3 separate regions of the Homo sapiens genome follow, and all the other regions are linked to region 2. The links are chromatin contacts, found by Hi-C or POLR2A ChIA-PET in ENCODE. All regions are on one chromosome and are shown on one strand. Each heading gives the region's core, a stretch centred on a gene start or an enhancer-like site at or near the end of the contact. The rest is flanking DNA. Distances are from core to core; before and after follow the strand shown.

Evidence for each region. A loop is a pair of places that touch in the nucleus more often than their neighbours do. ChIA-PET counts read pairs that join two places held with the same protein, here RNA polymerase II (POLR2A). Pooled maps may share reads with other maps.
Region 1: a pooled map shows a loop between it and region 2 (2.8-fold over the local background). The contact joins two enhancer-like sites. A Hi-C loop is called at or near these places in 2 of 50 pooled maps. POLR2A ChIA-PET finds 5 or more read pairs at or near these places in 2 of 52 experiments (MCF 10A and activated CD4-positive, alpha-beta T cell).
Region 3: a loop to region 2 is called in a map of sciatic nerve, with 2.9 times the contacts of the local background. The contact joins two enhancer-like sites. A Hi-C loop is called at or near these places in 2 of 168 maps with a recorded cell type or tissue (left cardiac atrium and sciatic nerve) and 4 of 50 pooled maps. POLR2A ChIA-PET finds 5 or more read pairs at or near these places in 2 of 52 experiments (Panc1 and activated T-cell).

Annotation. Positions count from the first base shown.
Region 1 is chr10:21,701,066-21,704,876 of GRCh38, reverse strand. All of the region lies in intron 13 of MLLT10 (MLLT10 histone lysine methyltransferase DOT1L cofactor), which reads right to left. Among named protein-coding and RNA genes, the nearest start is that of MLLT10, 170 kb to the right of the region's middle. Within about 2 kb of position 1,861, at least 2 of the 41 ENCODE cell types and tissues checked have a DNase peak (open chromatin) inside an H3K27ac peak, as active enhancers do.
Region 2 is chr10:21,276,572-21,280,788 of GRCh38, reverse strand. It overlaps a transcript of NEBL not described here. Among named protein-coding and RNA genes, the nearest start is that of LINC02643, 94 kb to the left of the region's middle. RefSeq lists an enhancer at 1,797-1,916. Within about 2 kb of position 1,893, at least 3 of the 41 ENCODE cell types and tissues checked have a DNase peak (open chromatin) inside an H3K27ac peak, as active enhancers do.
Region 3 is chr10:21,755,608-21,759,232 of GRCh38, reverse strand. DNAJC1 (DnaJ heat shock protein family (Hsp40) member C1) reads left to right here. Exons shown (of 12, transcript NM_022365.4): 11 at 1-63; 12 at 2,478-2,685. The coding sequence ends at 2,546. Among named protein-coding and RNA genes, the nearest start is that of MLLT10, 220 kb to the right of the region's middle. RefSeq lists an enhancer at 1,883-2,759. Within about 2 kb of position 1,357, at least 2 of the 41 ENCODE cell types and tissues checked have a DNase peak (open chromatin) inside an H3K27ac peak, as active enhancers do.

The DNA.
Region 1 (3,811 bases), core at 612-3,111, 420 kb before region 2:
AATAATTGCACCCTAAACCACTGAGAAAAATCATAGCCACTGCTGATACTGTTTAAGCCAAATAAATCATCCAGAGATTACATGACTGCACACATCCAGAATCACAACTACGGTGCCTACCCAAGCAACACCATAGATATATCTTCAATAAAATGTTCTCCCCTATGAAAGCAAATTCAAAAAAATTGGGAGAAGCTATTATCACATCAGATGCACAGATATCAACATATACAGGAAACATTAAAAAGCCAAAAAAAAAAAAAAAGCGAGAGAGAGACACCTCCAAAGGGCACACAATAATTCCGTAGGAACACATACCATTAAAAAGTTTTTAAAAATATTGGAAAAATAATTCAAAATTTTAATACTAAAGAAGCTATGTGCGATACAAAATAATTCTGAAAATACAAAGAAATCAGAATGGTTATTCAGGACATGAATAATATGAATAATAAATTAATTATTTATTTTTATTCTGTAATTCAGTAATAATTATATATATATATATATATATATATAGAGAGAGAGAGAGAGAGAGAGAGAGAGAATTTAAAAAGAACAAAACAGAGGCTGGGCACAGTGGCTCATGCCTGTAATCCCAGCACTTTGGGAGGCCAAGGCTGGCAGATCACTTGAGTACAGGACTGCAACATCAGCCTGGCCAACACGGCAAAACCTCATCTCTACAAAAATACAAAAGTCAGCCAGGTGTGGTGGTACCTGCCTGTAATCACAGCTACTTAGGAGGCTGAAGCAGGAGAATCACTTGAACCTAGGGGGCAGAGGCTGCAGTAAACTGGGGTCACTTTAGCCTGGGCAACAGAGCAACACTCCATCAAAAAAAAAAAAAAAAAAAAAAACAAAAAACAATCGAAATCCAAAATGTATTCAGAAGTTTCAACAATAGACTAGATCAAGCAGAAGAAATTCACAACTTGAAGCCAGTCTTTTGAAATAACCCAGTCAAAACACAGTGACCAATAATATGGAAAATCAACTCAACAAAATACTAGATTAAAACTTCCCAGGTCTGGGCCGGGTGCGATGGCTCACACCTGTAATCCCAGCACTTTGGGAGGCTGAGGCGGGCGGATCACAAAGTCAGAAGTTCGAGACCAGCCTGATCAACATGGTGAAACCCTGTCTCTACTAAAAACACAAAAATTAGCCGGGTGGTAGTGGTGCACACCTGTAATCCCAGCTACTCGGAAGGCTGAGGCAGAAGAATTGCTTGAGCCTGGCAGGCTGAGGTTGCAGTGAGCGGAGATCGCGCCACTGCACTCCAGCCTGGGTGACAAAGCGAGACTCTGTCTCAAAAAAAAAGAACTTCCCAGGTCTAGCAAGAGATACAGACATCCAGATAGAGGAGGCTCTAAGATCCCTAAAAACAATGCAAAAAGGTCTTCTCTACGGCACATTTTACTCAGGTTGTCTAAAGACAAAGACAAAGAATTCTAAAAACAAGAGAAAGGTATCCAGTCACCTATAAAAGACCCCCCCATCAGACTAACAGATTTCTCAGCAGAAATCTTACAGTCAACATAGAAGGGGATGATATATTCAAAAGTGCTGAAAGGAAAAAAAAAAAACTTTCAGCCAAGGATATTACATACAGCAAAATTATCCTTCATAAATGAAGGAGAAATAAAGTCTTCTCCAGACAAGCAAAAGCTGAGGAAATTCATCACCATTAGACCACCCTACACGAAATGCTCAAGGGAATTCTAAACCTGGAAGCAAAAGGATGACATTTGCCACCATGAAAACATACAAAAGTACAAAACTCACTGGAGTAAAGCAAATACACAAAGTAAGAAGAAAGAGAAAGGACTCAAACCACCCCTACAGAAAACCACAAAACCACAACGACAAAAAGAAAGGAAAAGAAAGAATATACAAAACAACTAGAAAACAATAGGACAAAAACAAAACCTCACATATCAATAATAACCTTAAATGTAATGGATTAAATTCTCCACTTACAAGATATCAACTAGGTGAATGAATTAAAAAACAAGGTCCAACTACTTATTGCCCACAAAAAACACACTTCACCTGTAAGGATGCATACAGATGGAAAGTAAAGGTATGAAAAAAGATATTTTATGCAAAGGGAAACCACAGGAAGTAAGCAGGAGTAGCTATACTTACATCAGATAAAAGAGACTTTAAGAAAAAAAAAACTGTAAAAAAGATTAGGTCATTATATAACGACAAAGGGATAACCAGCAAGAGGATATAACAATTCTAAATATATATGCACCAAACTGGAAAATTCAGATTCAGAAAGCAAATATTACTAAACCTAAAGAGAGGGATAAACTCCAATACAATAATAGTGAGAGACTTCAACAACCCACTCTCAACATTAGATAGATCACTGGCACAGAAAATCAAAAAACGAACACTGGACTCCAACTAGACTTTAGACCAAATGGACCTAACAGACATTTACAAAACATTTTATCCAACAACTGCTCTCATCAGCATATGGAACATTCTCCAGGACAGACCGTATGTCAGGACACAAAACAAATCTTTAAAAATCAAAATCATATCAAGAATCTTCTCAATTTACAATGGAATAAAATTAAAAATCAACACAAAGAGGAACTTAGGAAACTATACAAATACATAAAAATTAAATAACATAGCCAGGCACAGTGGCTCACGCCTGTAATCCCAGCACTTTGGGCAGCTGAGGTGGGCGGATCACAAGGTCAAGAGATTGAGATCATCCTGGCCAACATGGTGAAATCCCGTCTCTACTAAAAATACAAAAATTAGCTGGGCATGGTGGTGGGCGCCTGTAGTCCTAGCTACTCGGGAGGCTGAGGCAGGAGAATCACTTGAACCTGGGAAGTGGAGGTTGCCATGAGCTGAGATCAAGCCACTGCACTACAACCTGGCAATACAGTGAGTATCTGTCTCAAAAAAAAGAGAGACGAGACGAGACGAGACGAGAAGAGAAGAGAAGAGAAATAACATAACCAGGTGCGGTGGCTCACGCCTGTAACCCCAGCACTTTGGGAGGCTGAGGCTGGTGGACTGCCTGAGGTCAGGAGTTTGAGACCAGCCTGGCTAACATGGTGAAACCCATCTCTTCTAAAAATATAAAAAAAATTAACCAGGCGTGGTGGTACATGCCTATAGTCCCAGCTACTCAGGAGGCTGAGGCAGGAGAATTGCTGGACCCCAGGAGGCAGAGGTTGCAGCGAGAAGAGATCGCATTACTGCACTCCAGCCTGGGTGACAGAGCAAGACTCCATCTTCAAAATATATATATATTTTTAATAACACAATCCACCACTGTGCCAATGAAGAAATTAAGATGGATATAAAAAAATTTCTTCAAATGAAAATGGAAACGCAACATGCCAAAACCTATGTGATACAGCAAAAACAACACTAAAAAGTTTATAGCAGTAAACATCTACATCAAAAAAGTAGAAAGACTGCAAATAAACAATCTAATGATGCACCTCAAGGAACTAGAAAAGCAAGAACAAATCAAACCCAAAATCAGCAGAAGAAAAGATATAATGAAGATTAGACAGAGACCCCCTCTCCCTCTCAAAAAAAAAAAAAAAAATCAATGAAATGAAAAATTGGTTCTTCAAAAGGTAAACAAAATTGATGAACTGCTAGCTAGACAAGGCAAAAAAAAGAGGTAAGAACCAAATCAGCAAAATCAAAATTGAAAAAGGAGACATTACAACTGATACCACAGAAATATGAAAGACAGCAGAGAATAGTATGAATGCTAACAAATTGGAAAATCTAGAGAAAATTGATGAATTCCAAAAAACAT
Region 2 (4,217 bases), core at 644-3,143:
ACAACAATTAGCCATGCGCGATGGTGTGTGCCTGTAATCCCACCTACTCGGGAGGCTGAGGCAGGAGAATCGCTTGAACCTGGGAGGTGGAGGTTACAGTGAGCAGTGAGCTAGGATTGCACCACTGCACTCCAGCCTGGGCAATAGGCAAAAAAAAAAAAAAAAAAAAGGAAAAAGAAAAACCAAAAATACCTACAATGCCCCTTACATGAAGTCTTGGCTCTTTCTTGACTCTGGGGGACCCCTGTTCACCATCCACACCTCCTAGGCCACTGTCTTTTTCAGTCACCCCCAATACAACCTCCCACCTTCCTATCTGCCTTTTGTATCTCTCTGGGCTGGCATGCCTAGAATCTTTCTCCCCATTCATTGCTCTTTGCCCGAAATCCAACTCCTAAAGGGACTTACAATTCTTTTGTTCTACTGCCTAGGGCAGTGGTATAAACTCATACATTTAACAGCTTGATTTTTTTTGGTTGGGTATGTATGGGAGCATATGGGTGATCCATTTCACATGTAGAAATGAGAATTGCACCCCTGGAAGAGATGGTCATGTGACTTCGGCCCATGTGTTCTGGAACCCATGCTGGTTCCATTTTGCTATAGGGGCATCACGGGGATTTATGCTTGGACTGGAACGAACCGTGGAAAGACCCCAGGTGACCCTAATCTGCAAGATCCACTTGGGTTCTAGGCAGCCTCAATCAGAAGATTATTTCAAAACTGGCTTTTTTTTAGGGTCTTTAGGGGACTTTTTGGCTTCTCTTAAGCGGCAGAGAAGCTTTAGAGTTTGGGCAATAAAGTATAAAATTAACCTCTGGGTTTTGGTCCATTTCTGTTTCTAAGAAGTAGATCTGATACTTCCCTTGTCAGCTTTTATAACTCTTGCAAAGCTCAAGAGAGACAAGAATACCAATGAATCATATGAACCAGGTGGCAGCAAATGATGGCCCGTGGGACACATTTAGCCTGCTGCTTGTTTTTGTACAGCCCACAAACTAAGAATGGTTTTTACTTTTTTTTTTTTTTTTTATATGGATTCTGGCTCTGTCACCCAGACTGGAGTGCAATGATGCGATCTTGGCTCACTGCAGCCTCTGCCTCCCAGGTTCAAGTGATTCTCATGTCTCAGCCTCCTGAGTAGCTGGGATTACAGGTGCCTGCCACCATGCCCAGCTAATTTTTTGTATTTTTAGGTTTTGCCATGTTGGCCAGGCTGGTCTCGAACTCATGACCTCCAGTGATCCGCCCTTCTTGGCCTCCCAAACTGCTGAGATTACAGGCATGAACCACTGTGCCTGGCCTATATTTTTAAAGTGTTGAAACAAAAAATAGGCCAGGCATGGTGGCCTGTAATCCCAGTGCTTTAGTAGGCTGAGGCGGGAGGATTGCTTGAGGCCAGAAGTTAGAGGTTACAGTGAGCTACTCATGCCACTGCACTCCACCCTAGGCAACAGAGGGAGCAGAGGGAGACTGTCTAAAAAAAAAAAAAAAAAAAATTGAAAAAATAAAAAGATGGCTATTTTTGTGACATGTGAACATTATATGAAATTCAAATCTTGGCATCCATAAATAAAGTTTTATTGGAATGCAGCCAGGCTGGTTGGTTTACTTACTGCCTATAGCTGCTTTTGTTCTTCCATGTCAGAGTTGAGGCTATGCAACAGAGACGGTATGATGTGTAGAGCCTAAATAGTAAATATCCAGCCCACACAGAGAAATTCTGCCCGCCTCTGTAAGGCACAGTACACACATAAGACATGCTTGTTGTAGCTGTGATCTTTCTTCATGGCGCTGGGGCTATGAACTATCTAATTGCTAAGATTCTGGAGGTGCAGGGCCTCAGGGAGGTGCCATGCACATACAATACAAGGGGTATAGCGCCCCCTGGAGGCAACGTTGGATTTGAAGCAGCCAGTGTGGTGGACAGGCCTTGCGGGGAGTGAGGAGGCCTGATTCTAACCTTGGCCCTGCAGAGAACTCCCTGGCTATGTAACTCAGGGGCAGATCTCACCGAACTTCTCTGGGCCTCAAATCCACATCTGTAAAAGGAAGGGGTTGTACTCTCAATGGTTCTAAAACTCCTTCTCTTCCTCTGTCCCTTCCTTTCTGCATTCTTCTTGGCAGAATCCTTTCCTCAAATCAGTGCTCCGATAGACCCCTAATACAGTAAACAGCTGAAGGTGGAGAGTCTCTGTTGGAAGTGGGTCTTGGCCTAAGCCTCCCTCATTGACCCATGATGACTGCACAGAAGAGATTTCCAAACTCCTCCCAGCCCTAGCAGTTATGGGTCCAGGGCCTCATCACTGAGAACAGCCCCACACCAGTTTACTTTTCATTTTTTAGAGTGAGGGTTTTACTCTGTCACCTAGCCTGGAGTGCAGTGGTGCCATCATAGCTCACTGAAGCCTCGACGTCCTGGGCTCAAGTGATCCTCCTGCCTCAGCCTCCTGAGTAGCTGGGATGATAGGTGCACGCCACCACACCTAGCTCATGTTTTTATTTTTATTCTGTAGAGACGGCGTCTTGCTGTGTGGCCAGGCTGGTCTTGAACTCCTGGGCTCAAGCAATTCTCCCGCCTCAGGCTCCCGAGTAGCTGGGACTGCATGTGTGCACCACCATGCCCGGCTCAAATCAGATCTTTGCATGCATGCTTTGAGGCCACATATTCTGGTTCAGTCAACCAGAATGTTCTGTGGTGCTGGCGTTTCCCAATCATCCCTCACATGTTGTTAGTAGTAATAGTAGCAGCTAAAATTTACTGAGCACTTACTGCTTTCCAGATAACTAGGCGAAGCCTCAAGGGGTCTTTTGTCATTGAATATAGACAACAGCTCAATGAAGTAGGTGCTATAATTACTCCCAGTTTACAAACAAGAAGAGGTAGGAGGACTACTTGAGCCCAAGAGTTGGAGGCCAGCCTGCCTAACACCTGCAAGACACCTTGTCTCTTAAAAAAGAAAGAAAGAAAGAAAAAAATGACTTTCATAAAACCAATGGACAAGGTGTTAAAAACAGTCCTGGAAGACTATGTTAACATGGAAAGGCCCAAAGCATTGTGTCAGAAGAATCATTACCTGGGACTGAAATAGAATGCAAGAGGCAGGGAATGACAATTGGTCACAGTAACAGAAGATAATGATTTCTGAGCACTGGGTAGCACCAATGACTAACTGTATGTTCTGTCCCATGCACCCACACAGCAATACATGTTATTGATCCTATCACTATTTCCATTTGACCAATGTGGAAACTGAAGCCTAGAAAGGTTAAGTTTTGGGCCAGGCACAGTGGCTTATGCCTGTAATCCCAGCACTTTGAGAGGCAAAAGTGGGTGGATCACTTGAGGTCAGGAGTTCGAGACCAGCCTGGCCAACATGGGGGAAACCCAGTTTCTACTAAAAATACAAAATTTAGCCAGGAGTGGTGGTGGGCACTCGTAATCCCAGCTACTTGGAAAGCTGAGGCAGGAGAATCGCTTGAACCTAGGAGGTGGAGTTTGCAGTGAGCTGAGATTGTGCCACTGCACTCCAGCCTGGGCGACAGAGCGAGACTCCGTCTCAAAAAAAAAAAAAAAAAAGAAAGAAATATTTGGTGCATTGGCTCCAGACTATATACCTGCAGGCATGAGCAATCGTGTTTTTTTTTGTTTTTGTTTTTGAGACAGGGTCTTCTTCTGTGACTCAGGCTGGAGTACAGTAGTGTCATCATGACTCACTGCAGCCTTGACCTCCTGGGCTCAAGTGAACCTTCTACCTCAGCCTCCCAAGTAGCTGGAACTACAAGTGTGCACCACTATACCTGGCTAATTTTTTTTTTTTTGAGACAGTCTCACTCTATCACCCAGGCTGGAGTACACTGGCATGATCTTGGCTCACTGCAACCTCCGCCTCTCAGGTTCACGTGATTCTCATGCCTCAGCTTCACAAGTAGCTGGGATTACCAGCGCCTGCCATCACTGTTGGCTAATTTTTATATTTTTAGTAGAGATGGGGTTTCCCCATGTTGGCCGGGCTGGTCTCGAACTCTTGGCCTCAAGTGATCTGCCTGCTTTGGCCTCCCAAAGCTCTAGGGTTACAGACATGAGTCATCACTCCTGGCCTCTGGCTAATTTTTGTATATTTTTGTAGAGATGGGGTTTTGACATATTGCTCAGGCTGGTCTCAAACTTCTGAACTCAAGAGATCCATCCACCTCGGCCTCCCAAAGGCTGGGAT
Region 3 (3,625 bases), core at 108-2,607, 480 kb before region 2:
TACCCAAGGGGATCCTCTGACCGCTGGGACAAAATAGCCAGATGTGTCCCGTCCAAGAGCAAGGTGAGTGATGGGGAAAGAGGCCTCTGCACAGGTGTTAGAATCCCACCAGAGGAGCCACAGCTTGTCTGCCTGCAGCTTCTTCCCTCATTCCTATCTACTGACACCTGCCCCGTGATTTCTTCTTTCCCATTTATCTTCCAGTATATTTCTCCCTAGAGCGTGTGAATCTGTGCATTCAGGTGGTTCATGTGTGTAGATGAGCTCAAGATTCTAAGTTTCATCATCCCACAGGGCAGCTGCTTATAGAAACTTCACCCACAGCACCTGCCTGCCTTTTTGAGAACTCGCCCACTCCGGCTAGGTTTTAAGGGCACATGGGAGGCTCAGCCGGCGCTGCCTCACCGTGAAATGCAGCAGCTGGGAAGGGTCAGGATGGAAAGCTCCTTTGAACCAGGCTGAGGGTTCATAAATCACAAGGCCCATTGGCTGTGTAGCAAATCTTTGACCAAAGGGATAGCTGGTATAGATGGTATTACCGTGATCATCTTCGATTCTGCCATGTGAATAACTTTGGACTCAGCAGGTACACCTGGTGGCTGTCCAGAGGCCCTGAGGCCATCTCCGTATGTGGTCAGTGCCAGGCGACAGCTAGGGTTCGGCTTACTTTCCACGGCCGTGGCCGTTTGTAGTTGGCCTTTCTCCCTGCTGGTAGCTCTTGGTGCCTGCTCAGATATTTCTGAGATGGTCCTCAGATGGGAGGAGGGGGCGGGAGTGCCCTGTGGAGAGCCCACCCACCGGGCTTGGGCGGCCTCTTTCCTGTGATCTGGCCATGAGGCGCTGCAGAGAGCCCCAGGGTGTGATCCTAACACAGTGTCTCTTGAGGCTTCTTTCCCTGTAGCTAGATTGTTAGTCGAGGAACCAGGAACAGTGAGAATCAAAAGCCCCGATCTCTTCCGCTGTCTGTGCCTCCCTCAGTCGCCTCTGGGCACACTCATGCTCATTTACATTCTTATTTTTTTTAATTGAAATTCTATGTTGGAAAATCCAGCTCATGGCCATGCATGTCCCTGAGTGTACAGGTGTAGTTTTCTCCACCTACTTTAAAATGATTAAAGTTGAGAGTTCCTGGGGAGAAAAATAAACGGTTAGCTGTTGATATATTTGAGAAGCGCAGATTCTCCCAGCCTCTCCGACTGGTTTGCAGAAGTAACTATTCTACCCGAATTTCTCTAGCATCTGTCAGGACACAGGCAGACGTCTTCATGTGTGATGAGTCCACACTGGCTTATAAACGAAGGGGCTGGAGCTTGGATTCCTAAGGATAGAACACCCAGAAACTCATACCTGGGGGGCTGGAAACCTTCCGGTTTTCAACCAGCAATGAGCAGGGCTTCTTCAGCCTGCGGGTGTTCCCCTCAAGCCTTGACTTGAGAGCGAGGCAGGGCTGAGCTTCCTGCTGTCCCGGAGCCTGGGCCTGGCTGCCGTGCACGGCTCAGCTCAGAGCTCCGAGCACACTGTCCTTCTGGGGTTAAGTGCTGGGTCTGGCCACATCTGGTTTTGGCAGTATGTTGTTAGGGACAGCATAGCTACTAAGGAAAGACTGATATCTTTAAAGACCTTAGGCAAGTAATCTTTGGGGATGCAGAAAAAAAACCCTGAGAAGAGACTCTCATAACACCACTAAGCTAAAATCCTAGGAGAGTAAACATCCTTTCTCTGTCCCAGGCAGCTGATAAAGTCACTTTGCACTGGACCCTTAGTCAGCAAAAGCTACAGAACCACAGGGTCATTATTTTTGGAACAGAAACAGAATAGATTCTGGAAAGTTCCTGTGATCAATGTGAGAATAATGAGGCCTCTCCCCACCATCACCCCACCTCTGCTTTGGTCCTGAGCTCCAGCCCAGGGTGTGACAGCTGTGGCCAGCTGAGGTCTGAAGTGGGCGGCTCTGCAGCCTGTAGGGTGGGATGGAGGTGGGGCCAGGAGGAGCAGGAATGAGTATTCCAGCACAAGTTCTGCCAGTGTCCTGGGGGCTGGCTCCCCACGGGAAAGGTCTTAGCAGCGCCTAGGGAAAGCCAGACCCACGGAAGAAGACTAATAGGCTACCTGGCCCCAGGGTTTTTGATTTCTTTAAAGTAGCATGTTGTGATAAAAGAGTGAAGTGTTAACATGAAAATAAGAGTTAGCAGGCTGAAAGACCCGATTATGATGCTAGTACGCCTCACAAACGGCCGCCCCAGCCCCTCACTCCACGCCAAGCACCTTCCCTTTGGGCTGGGCTTGCAGGAGCCCTTCTCGCACTGCCCAGACCGGTCTGCCTTGTGAGCGACTGGACTCCAGGACATCCCGGGAACTCTGGGCAGAGGGACTGGACGTGAGGCTCTTCATGAGCAGAAGCCAGCAGACCGGCCACATGATGACCACACTGACTTGTGCAAGTGACTGTTCTCACCTCTCTTTTTTTCTTCCTACAGGAAGACTGTATCGCTAGGTACAAGTTGCTGGTTGAACTGGTCCAAAAGAAAAAACAAGCTAAAAGCTGAATATTCTGGGAGATGATGTTCACCTTCATTTTCCAAAATGAATATCTTAAAAATCTTATGCAGAAATTTGCATTTTGTACCTCAATATTTCTACGTCATGTGCCTTAGTAAAAAAAAATAATAAATAAATAAAAGATGAGTGTTGTGCTATACTGTTTAAACAAATACTGTGCTGGGGGAAAAAGGATTTGGGTATGTTGCAGATTATTTTATTTCTCATCACTTCAAAGTGTACTTTCTTAGGGAATAAACAAATAGTGCTTTCTAATGATCAGGCAAAAATATGTGGTTTTGAAGGAACATGTGAACAAACTAATGTGTAAGAATTCAAATTTAATGTTTCTCTAAAACCACGACCAAAGAACACAGCAGTTCGTGTCTTTATTGGGGGTTGAATAGCAAGATCAATTGCTTGGGGAGGAAGAAAACCAGGTTGGTATCCAGCTGGCTGGCTAAGAACAATGTGAGATTATCTTAATTAGTTAAATATATCTAGGGAAAAAAAACAGTCTAGGTGAAGGAGGACATAAGGTAATACACTCTAAGTTTGAGCTGCTTGATAGAAATGTGTTCCCACCTGATAGAATTTCCAGAGAACATGCAGGACCGTTTTCAGGAAATGATGAAATTGGGACCGTTTTTTCATACCTAAGTTAAAAATCACTATTTTATACTATTACTTTCTGTCGAAGTCTTTCATGCTATGTTTGAACTGTCACTGTCAGCTGAGCGCTCCTTTTAAATCTTCTGTCATTTGCTCAGGGCGTGGAAATAGTGTGATGAACACAGCTTGCCTAAACTTGAAAATCATGAAGATAACCAGAACACAGTTAAGGGACGTGATTTGATAAAATATCTTAAAGACGTCATATTCCCTAAGGAGTAAAGTGAGGGTACAGTTTCCTGGAGGAAAGTTTGGGTGGCAGAGATCCCCACTCTGCAGTGCAAGCTTCTTTCTATACAGAGGACGTGGAACCAGGTAAGTCCCCAGCCCTTTCCCTGACAGGAGGTGACAGAGGCTGCCTCAGGTCTCAGGCCGAGCAGACGTAGGGAACTTACACCTCATACCCAACTCCCTC